3 separate regions of the Homo sapiens genome follow, and regions 1 and 3 are each linked to region 2. A link is a contact called in ENCODE Hi-C or POLR2A ChIA-PET data. All regions are on one chromosome and are shown on one strand. Each heading gives the region's core, a stretch centred on a gene start or an enhancer-like site at or near the end of the contact. The rest is flanking DNA. Distances are from core to core; before and after follow the strand shown. Region 1 overlaps LOC105371082 (a long non-coding RNA gene). Region 2 overlaps CLEC16A (C-type lectin domain containing 16A). Region 3 overlaps LOC105371082 (a long non-coding RNA gene).

Region 1 (3,039 bases), core at 185-2,684, 310 kb before region 2:
TTTTCTTATTCACCAATAATTTATGTAAACCAAACATTGCAAACAAGGGTTTCCTTAGCAACCTCTATCTCATTCTCTTCAGATACCAATTGCTCTCCAGTAAAGGGAGTGTCCTGTTCCACACAACTTAAATTAACTTGGAAATCTCACTTAAAACAGAAAAGTTAAGGTCTTCTTAAGGTTTACCAGGGGCAATGCATTTGCAGGAATGCACGGGGCTGAAGGTCAAAGGCAAAGAAAACAAGGCACAAATTCTTTCACCCGGATTTGGTTTGTCCTTGTACACCCATGGTTGACAAGGTCACCTGGCAATGACAAATCTGCTTTTGAAGTTTTGTTTTTTTTTCTGGAGGCAGAGTCTTGTTCTGTCGCTGAGGCTGGAGTGCAGTGGCGCGATCTCGGCTCACTGCAATCTCTGTCTCGTGGGTTCAAGCGATTCTCCTGCCTCAGCCTCTGAGTAGCTGGGATTACAGGCGCCCACCACCATGCCTGGCTAATTTTTGATTTTTAGTATAGACAGGGTTTCACCATGTTGGCCAGGATGGTCTAAAACTCCTGATTCTCAAGTGATCCACCCGCCTTGTCCTCCCAAAGTGCTGGGATTATAGGCATGAGCCACCGTGCCCGGCCAGGTCAGTTTTCTCTAACAGAAGTAACAAAACAGATGTAATCCAAAATCACAGATATATCAAAATTTTCAAAATGGTGTTGGAGGCCAGGTGCAGTGGCTCATGACTGTAATCCCAACACCTTGGGACGCCGAGACAGGAGGATCACTTGAGACCAAGAATTCAAGACCAGCCTGGTCAACACACCGAGACCTCGTATCTATAAAAAAAGGTTTTTTTTTTATTGAGATGGAGTCTCGCTCTGTTGCCCAGGCTGGAGTGCAGTGGCGCCATCTCGGCTCACTGCAAGCTCCGCCTCCTGGGTTCATGCCATTTTCCTGCCTCAGCCTCCCGAATAGCTGGGACTACAGGCCCCACCACACGCCCGGCTAATTTTTTGTATTTTTAGTATTCACCGTGTTAACCAGGATGGTCTCGGTCTCCTGACCTCATAATCTGCCCGCCTCAGCCTCCCAAAGTGCTGGGATTACAGGCGTGAGCCACCACGCCCGGCCAAAAGTGTTTAATGGTATTAGAAAATGCTGACTTGGGTAGTGACAGTTTCAATGCATCATTGCCTGGCCTTCTGGGTTTCACCTTGAACCTTGTGACAGGTGATCAAGTCATGTGTCCAAGCTCAGGGACTTCCTGTTGTACAGAGATGATGCTGCCTGGAGCACCCTACTCCAATCCCCCTCCCTTCAACTTCTCACAGTGTATCATATTCAGCCCACACCAGGGCAAGCCCCGCTCATGTCATCAGCCCTGCCCTGGCCAACAGCCTAGAAAAGATGCAGGTCAACTCCCACAAAGGGCAGGGTGACTCAGTTCATTCACATGCTACAAGCCAGCTGCCTGCCTTGTACTCTCCCCAGACCTGGGCTGTGTGCAAACTGCACAGACAGGGCCCTGTGCTCAGAAGGGTCCCCAATGCTCACTCGAATGCTCTATTACCATCTTGAATCTTAATTTCTGAAAATTATTGATTTTCATTTTGTGCTGATCCCTGCAAATTAAGTAGCCATTCCCACTTCAGAGCCACTTAACGAAGGTTCTTGGGTGGCTGGAATAGGCTGGGGTTTCCATAAAATAAGGGACTGGCTGGCCGGGCGCAGTGGCTCACGCCTGTAATCCCAGCATTTTGGGAGGCCAAGGTGGGTGGATCACGAGGTCAAGAGATTGAGATCATCCTGGCTAACACAGTGAAACCTCGTCTCCACTAAAAATACAAGAAGTTAGCCAGGAATGGTGGCACACGCCTGTGGTCCCAGCTACTTGGGAGGCTGAGGCAGGAGAATCGCTTGAACCTGGGAGGCAGAGGTTGCAGTGAGCCGAGACTGCGCCACTGCACTCCAGCCTGGGCAACAGAACGAGACTCCATCTCAAAAAAAAAAAAAAAAAAAAAAGGCGGGGGAGGTGGTGCTGGCCAGGCACAGAGCCCCTGCAACAGAAGACCCTTCCCTTGCTCTAAAGTAACCCTCTCAGAGCCATTTCTTAATGGAGCCTGCAACAGCCTGGTGACCTGCCCTCAACTGTTTTAATCATTGGCTGTCCCCTTCTTCAAGAGCAGGTGCATTTCACATAAGTGCATAATTAATACTAACAAGAGGGGCCGCCGCCCGTGTGCTGGGGCCCTGTCATGTGTATTCTGTGCTCAGGGTCCGTGGGAGGCACAGGACCCAGATCTATCCTTACAGTATGACTATAGATCACTCTAGAGTGGCCTGTCCTGAGCAGGACAAGACCCGGCAACCCTTTTGGTCAATGCTGGAGCATCTCCCAGGGATGAGCAATGGTGGCGTTTGCAGGATGGCTGGCAGCACTCGGCAGTGGGCCAGCTGTGCCTCAGTGATTCTGGTGGTTCAAACCCACAACCCAGCCAACTCACCCTAGGCTCCAACCAGCCTGGCTAACTGGGGACAGCCATTCCCAGCTGCACTCAGGCATCTGAAAGACCCTTCCTTTCCTGCGAAGCCTCTTTCAGGGTTTCAGGAAGGAAGTGGAGACAGTAAGGGGAAACCACAAACCCATATAACTCTAATAGTATCACCTCTCGGTCCATGGGGGTGGGGGGAGGCTGCTTCCCGTGTTGAATTTCATCCTGAAGCCACCCTGGTGGGGGTAGGGGCAATGCCATTCTCTCCATCTCACAAACAACATCGCATTGGCCCCGAGAGATGAACCCGGGGACTGAGTGTGGCTAGCAAAGCCAGGATCGTGACCGAGCAGGTCTCTCCAACTTAGGAGCTTTAAGGGCAGGCTGTTGGTTTCTGCAGATACTGGCCTAGCATAGCCCATGTGATCAGCCAGGGCTGAGGTCCCTCTGCTGACAGGTTTCCCTCCTAAGGACACTGGTGGGGCTGTGGCCCCGTCAGATCATCTGTCCCTGGCAACACGCTTTTCCAGGGAACTCCAATGAGGAAGAGAAAGT
Region 2 (3,121 bases), core at 458-2,957:
AGCCAAGGTTCTCAAGGGGCTCCAAGGCTCCCGTGATCTGGCTCCTGCCAGCACCCCCAGCCTCATCACATCCTCCTGTGGGCTCCAGCTGCAATCACTGCCGTGTTGGTGCCAGAATGTGCCACCTGTCTCTGGGCCTATGCCTCCCTATCTGATGCCTGTCCCACTTCCTGCTCCAGGTGGGATTAGTGACCTGACCTAATGCTGCTTGAATAATGGCCTGAGCCACATGACCTGCCACTGTCTCTTCCCACTTTGACCTCTAAGGCTCTGATTTCTTCAGGACTGGGGCTGTGTTTTTGCTGTCCCAGTGTCCTGAGCAGAGCCAGCAGATCTCAAGAAGGCAGTGTGGGAAGCAGTGGATCAGAATGCCTAAGAGTCTAGGTTCTGGGGGCCACATTGCCTGGGCTGACTTGTGGCTCAGCTACTCACTAGCTGGGTGACCTTGAGCAAATCACCAGACCTCTCCATGCATCAATTTCTTCCCCTGTGGACAGGGCGTGGTGGTTCACATCTGTAATCCTAGCACTTTGAGAGGCCGAGGTGGGCGGATCGCTTGGGTCCAGGAGTTCAAGACCAGCCTGGGTAACATGGCAAAACCCCATTTCTACAAAAAATACAAAAATTAGCCGAGTGTGGTGGCACACACCTGTAATCCCAGCTACCCAGGAGGCTGAGGTGGGAGGATTGCTTGACCCCAGGGGGCAGAGTGTGTTGCAGTGAGCCAAGATGGCACCACTGCACTCCAACCTGGGTGACAGAGCAGGACCCTGTCTAAAAAAAAAAAAAATTCTTCCTCTGTAAAATGGGGATAATAATAGTGCCAATCTCCTAGGATGGTTATAGAATTTAATGAGGAAATTCACATAAAGAACTGATTTGAATTGATCTACTTCATAACAGAGGCTATGTGTTCATAGAAGTGGTAAGAAAAACCCTGATGAACTGTGAACCAAAAGAAGGTAGAGTGTGGGCTGGGTGTGGTGGTACATGTCTGTAATTTCAGCACTTTGGGAGGCCAAGGCAGGAGGATGGCTTGAGGCCAGGAGTTCAAGGCTAACTTGGGTAACTTAGCAAGACTTCATCTCTATAAAACATCTAAAAATTAGCTAGGTGTGGTAGCTTGTGCCTGTAGTTCCAGCTACCGACGCTGAGGTGGGAGGATGGCTGGAGCCCAGGAGTTTGAGGCTGCAGTGAGCTATGATCGCAACACTGCACTCCAGGATGGATCACAGCTCACTGCAGCCTCCAAAACAACAACAACAACAACAACAACAAAAAGGCAAAGTGGAATCCAGAGCAGCAGTGCTCAGCGTTCAGTCCTCTGGACCTTCTGGCTCAGGGGTGCGGGGGGATCTCCCAGGTGGGGCCTTCTTGGCACAGGATGCTGTAGCCCTGGCTGGGGGTGAGCACGTCAGCATCATGAAGCAACACATACACATCTGTCAGAACCAGTCCTCCAGTGAAAGCTGATGCCAGGACGTCCAGTGCAAACACTGCCACCCACAAACAGAATCGTGTGCCTGGCAGGGAGGACATGGAAGGAAGGCGTCAGTGGGCCGGACAGGGTGGGTCCTGCGGTGAGGCTTGTGGGTTTGGTCAGACAGTTGGAAATGTGGATTGACTCAAGACACATGGGTCCCACTTCCTCTGCACCCCCAGGCTTCCGAGGTAGAACCACCAGCTGCAGGGAGGAAGGTTCAGACTCCTCGTGTCTGAGGTGCAAATGACAGGTCATTCCTGTTTTGCAAAATCCAAAAGTGAAACACCTCTGTCACACACGAATTAACTCAGATGATAAAGGCTGACAAGGGGAGCTGTGTGCAATGAATTCCTCTGAACTATACACAAATACTCATGTCTCCAGTGAATGATTTTCTAGGAAAAGGTGATGGTGCTTTCTAAGAAAGAAACTCTGATCTTACCCGGGAGATAAAATACCATGAACACCCCTGAGGACACTGCTTCCTAGAGTACCTGCTTCGGAAAAAAAGGGCTGATAACGGAAGCACACACTGCAGCTGGTTCTGAGAACTAATCTTTTCACACATATCTGTCCTGCAGGCTGGTGAGATTCACATTTAATTTGACTGTGTCCCAAGAGCAGGTAGATGCCTTAACATCGCACTATCTCTGGGGGTCCTGAGACCGCTGGGCTACGATTTCACACCAACCTCACCTGCACTGGATGTACCGTGCTCACCCCCGATGGTTCACAGAAAACTGGCCCCATTGCCTTACACTCCTGAGCTCAGGGCTTGTCTGTCTGCACTGGTGAAGGCTACCTCTCTGCAGCCAACACTGGGTGCCAGATGCAACGGAATGCCAAACCCTACTTCCCAAAGGGTAAAAACATGCCTTGGAAAGTCATGCCTGGGGGCAAATGGGTACTCTCTATCCACTGTCTAAGCTGTGTTGAGGGCAGGCTCTTGACTTTGACAAAGAAGCCCTTTCCTCCCTGGTCTGGGAGTGGTTCTGGAGAACAGTGGCCCAGGAGATGACAGGTCCTGTGCTCACTCACCCGCCGGGTCTTCTCCACATCGCCACACGGCAGCCGCTTCACGAAGTCAATGCCCGTCAGTGGCGTGCCTGTTGGGGGCAGCAGGATGGAGGCGTCCATCATGAGATATTCCACGTTCATGGGCTTCATCTAGAAGAGACATTACAGGAAACCTCAAAGCAGATTCCTTACTTGGAAGGAGGAAGGGGCCGGGGGAGGTTGCACAGGCCCCTCGCCTTCAACCGCATTTAGTAAATGTAAATGAGTGATCTAAATCCTGGATTTAGATTGAAGTAAAGCACAGAGGCAGCCAGATAAGGGAGCAATATGCCTTTTGGTTTTCTAAATTGCAGATTTTTCCTTTAATTGAAGCAGCAGCTCAGACTCTTGAGAAGTTGCATCCTTGCTGTGAAAAGCTTGCTCCTCTTCGCATTCTCTCTCCACCTCAGCAGGGACAGGGATTCTCAGCAGGAGGCCAGGTATGCTTTATCCCTGTGGGTGCAAGCCCGTCTGCCACCTGCTTCCTCCTCTCTGTCCTTCCAGTGATGATAACAGCTATGGCGATGGCAGCTTCCGTTTAACGAGAGCTGATTCCGCTGCAAGCTGTGACCTAAGGGCTTT
Region 3 (3,051 bases), core at 360-2,859, 280 kb before region 2:
CAACAGAGTGAGTCTCTGCATTAAAAAAAAAAAAAAAAAAAAATATATATATATATATATATATACACACACACATATATATAGAATGGCACATACATACCCAGAACAGAATCCCAGCCCCGTGCAAATGACAACTTGTCACAGGTGGTGGCCCAGCTGGAAAATATTTGTTTCTTCTTCAGGGACTTCAGTCAAGAAAGCCCAGTAGTACCTAAGTTAACTACCAAGGAGAAGAGGGAGTAGAGAATGACTGCTTAATGGATACAGAGTTTCCTTTGGGAATGATGAAAATGTTTTCCAACTAAAGAGAGGTGGTAGTTGCACAACGCTGTAAATGTACTAAGCACCACTGAATTGTTCATTTCAAATTAGTTAATTTTATGTTACGTGAATTTCACTTCCATTTATTAAAAATAGGTTCCAGGCCAGGCTCACGCCTATAATCCCAACATTTTGGGAGGCCAAAGCGGGAGGATCGCTTGAGCCCAGGAGTTCAAGACCAGGCTGGGTAACAGGGAGACCCCCGTCTCTACAAAAAATTAAAAAATTAGCTGGGCATGGTGTTGTGTGCCTGTAGTCCCAGCTACTTGGGAGGCTGAGGTGGTAGGATCACTTGAGCCTAGGAAGTCGAGGCTGCAGTGAGCTGTGATCATGCCACTGCACTGCAGCTTGGATGACAGAGCAAGACCCTGTCTCTAAAAAAAATAAGTAAATAAAAAAGGTTCGACTCCCCCCTCAAAAATAGTATCCAGGGATAACTGTGCCCTAAATCTACCCCCAAGAAATTCAGGCCCTTTGAGAGGTTAAGTAACTTACTCAATGCCTCACAGCCAGGAAGAGGTTGACCCTGAAATCAGCCTGCCTCCAAAGCTCCAGTTCTTTCTACTGGAGACGGGAGAAAATGGGTTAAATATCACTCATCCCTTTCTCTCCAGGGAATTCCTCAGGAATTCCTTTCCCCTGGAGCAGTGTGACTTTATTTACATAAAAACTCTTCCAGGGACAGAAACAAGAAATGCAGACCAGTACCAGTATATTGTTGTACCTGTAACAGACCCTTTTTCTCAAAATAACCGCAATTCTGTGAAAGTGGAAGTGTTCTAGAAAATCGAGACAGAGCATCACTCCACGTGTTTGCACAGAAAGAAACAAACCTTCTGAGCAGTGCGCTGAATCCAAACGCCTGATTTCACAGGGAAGGAAGGAAAAGCGGGGTACATGAGACGTTGAAATGCACCCCCCAGGGCAGTAGGGGCATTTTTTTGAGTGAGTTTGGGATGGGGTTAGGTGGGAGGCAGGGGGATGGACAAAATGAACACCTGCCAAAGCCCCAAAGCAGTTTCTCCAACCCAGAATGCCCTGACCACCAGTGAGGGGTAGTTTCCCAACTGTCCTGGTATGAGGTTTTCTGGGGGGCCTGACCTTCATTCGAAGTTCAATGAAGCACACAGCGCCCCTGCATCAGAGATTGCTTCTGAGGGACTCAAACCTCAGCCTTGCAAAACAGCGACACTTGAGTGAACCCAGCTGGAGACAAAGGAAGTGTGAGTCAGCCCAAGAATTTCTTTTAAAAGGCCGAGTGAAGGAGGCCACAGCTGCTGAACTGGAAGACAGAATTTGCATGAGCCTGGGGCTAGGCTCTGGGCACCAACCTCCGGATGTCCTCAGGGATCTGTGAGCAGAGAGGCCTGGCTGCAAAGGGTCTGGAGGACGGCCCTTCTGCTAAGGTGTCCGCTCCCAAGGCAGAGGGCTTGGGGGAGCTGGAGGAGGCTGGGTTCCAGGAGGGGTGGCCAGGTAAGTCCTTGGGCCAGTAGGGAAGAAGTCCAACTGTGTACAAACGTTACCTCTGAGCCACACCACTACCCTGCCAGGAGGTTTGATGTGGTCCCATTTTACAGAGGGGAAGACTGAGTCTGATTTCTTCACTCAACAAGTGCTCACTGAATGCCTGGGATGCAGCGGTGAACAAAACCAACAAAAGACCCTGCTTTTATGGAGTTTATAATCTGGTGAAGGATGGGGAGAGAGCAAGAGACAATTTCGGGTGCTAAGCACATGCAGATGAAGAAAATAAACCAGGAGGGGTGGGGAGAGGGGCTTATCTGCACAGGCTCCCTCAGCTGAGACCTGAATGACAGAAGGGGCTGGTGGGCTGGGGAAGGGCCACTCCCACCAGAGGGAATGGCGAATGCTAAGGCCCTGCAGCGGGAGCGACCCTGTGTGTATGAGGAACAGAAAGGCCAGTATGGGTGCGCAGTGATGGGGGAGCAGTCAGTGATGCAGTCAAGAGGTCGGTGAGGCAAGATCAGGTAGAGACTCACAGGCCACTTAAAGGAATTTGGATTTTGCTTTAAATGTACCAGGAATGCGCATTTTTGAGGGGAGGGGTGGGGAGAGACAGAGAGAGGAGGCTGGGCACAGTGGCTCACATCTGTAATCTCAGCACTTTAGGATGCCAAAGTGGGAGGATCACTTGAGGTCAGGAAACCAGCCTGGCCAACATGTCAAAACCCCGTCTCTACCAAAAATACAAAAATTAGCCGGGCGTGGTAGTGGGTGGCCTATAAACCCATCTACTTGAGAGGCTGGGGCAGGAGAATCACTTGAGCCCGGGAGGTGGTTGCACTCCAGCCTGCGCAACAGAGGGAGATTCCATCTCAAAAAAAAAAAAAGAGAGAGAGAAAGAGAAAGAGAGAGACATGACCTGATTTTCGTTTTCAGTAGACGCCCCTGGCCGCCGCGTGGAGACTGGGCTGTGGGGGCAGAGGAGTGGAGAGACTAGCCAGGAGGCTGCAGCTGCGGTTTCACTCTACTCCCCACGGCCCGATGAGGGGAGACAAAGACAGAACTCAAGGATGGACTTGGTTTGGGACTTGAGCGACTGGGTCCATGCAGGTGTCCTTGCCTGAGGCAAGGATGGTTTGAGCCAGGGCACCCAGCCGGAGCTGGCTAGACTCCCTTTCTCCCGTGCCGCCCACCCCACAGAAGGCCCGGAGCGTTCATGCTGGCATTCAGGGACCTCCACACCCCTCCCTCCTCTTGCCTCTCCAT

What was found. Hi-C counts contacts between places; a loop is a spot of excess contacts on that map. ChIA-PET counts read pairs that join two places held with the same protein, here RNA polymerase II (POLR2A). Pooled maps may share reads with other maps.
Region 1: a pooled map shows a loop between it and region 2 (5-fold over the local background). The contact joins two enhancer-like sites. A Hi-C loop is called at or near these places in 5 of 37 single-sample maps with no recorded cell type and 10 of 50 pooled maps. POLR2A ChIA-PET finds 5 or more read pairs at or near these places in 5 of 52 experiments (BJ, GM12878, WTC11 and 2 more).
Region 3: a pooled map shows a loop between it and region 2 (12-fold over the local background). The contact joins two enhancer-like sites. A Hi-C loop is called at or near these places in 4 of 37 single-sample maps with no recorded cell type and 8 of 50 pooled maps. POLR2A ChIA-PET finds 5 or more read pairs at or near these places in 3 of 52 experiments (K562, activated T-cell and naive thymus-derived CD4-positive, alpha-beta T cell).

What each region holds. Positions count from the first base shown.
Region 1 is chr16:11,361,751-11,364,789 of GRCh38, reverse strand. The region is part of intron 1 of LOC105371082 (a long non-coding RNA gene); the gene reads right to left. Among named protein-coding and RNA genes, the nearest start is that of RMI2, 18 kb to the right of the region's middle. RefSeq lists an enhancer at 2,394-2,453. Within about 2 kb of position 1,434, at least 12 of the 41 ENCODE cell types and tissues checked have a DNase peak (open chromatin) inside an H3K27ac peak, as active enhancers do.
Region 2 is chr16:11,051,042-11,054,162 of GRCh38, reverse strand. CLEC16A (C-type lectin domain containing 16A) reads right to left here. Exons shown (of 24, transcript NM_015226.3): 18 at 2,522-2,650. Among named protein-coding and RNA genes, the nearest start is that of CLEC16A, 110 kb to the right of the region's middle. RefSeq lists enhancers at 1,515-1,664, 2,677-3,121. Within about 2 kb of position 1,707, at least 2 of the 41 ENCODE cell types and tissues checked have a DNase peak (open chromatin) inside an H3K27ac peak, as active enhancers do.
Region 3 is chr16:11,327,214-11,330,264 of GRCh38, reverse strand. All of the region lies in intron 1 of LOC105371082 (a long non-coding RNA gene), which reads right to left. Among named protein-coding and RNA genes, the nearest start is that of RMI2, 17 kb to the left of the region's middle. RefSeq lists enhancers at 802-1,581, 1,640-1,689, 2,580-2,639, 2,700-2,769, 2,860-2,919. Within about 2 kb of position 1,609, at least 20 of the 41 ENCODE cell types and tissues checked have a DNase peak (open chromatin) inside an H3K27ac peak, as active enhancers do.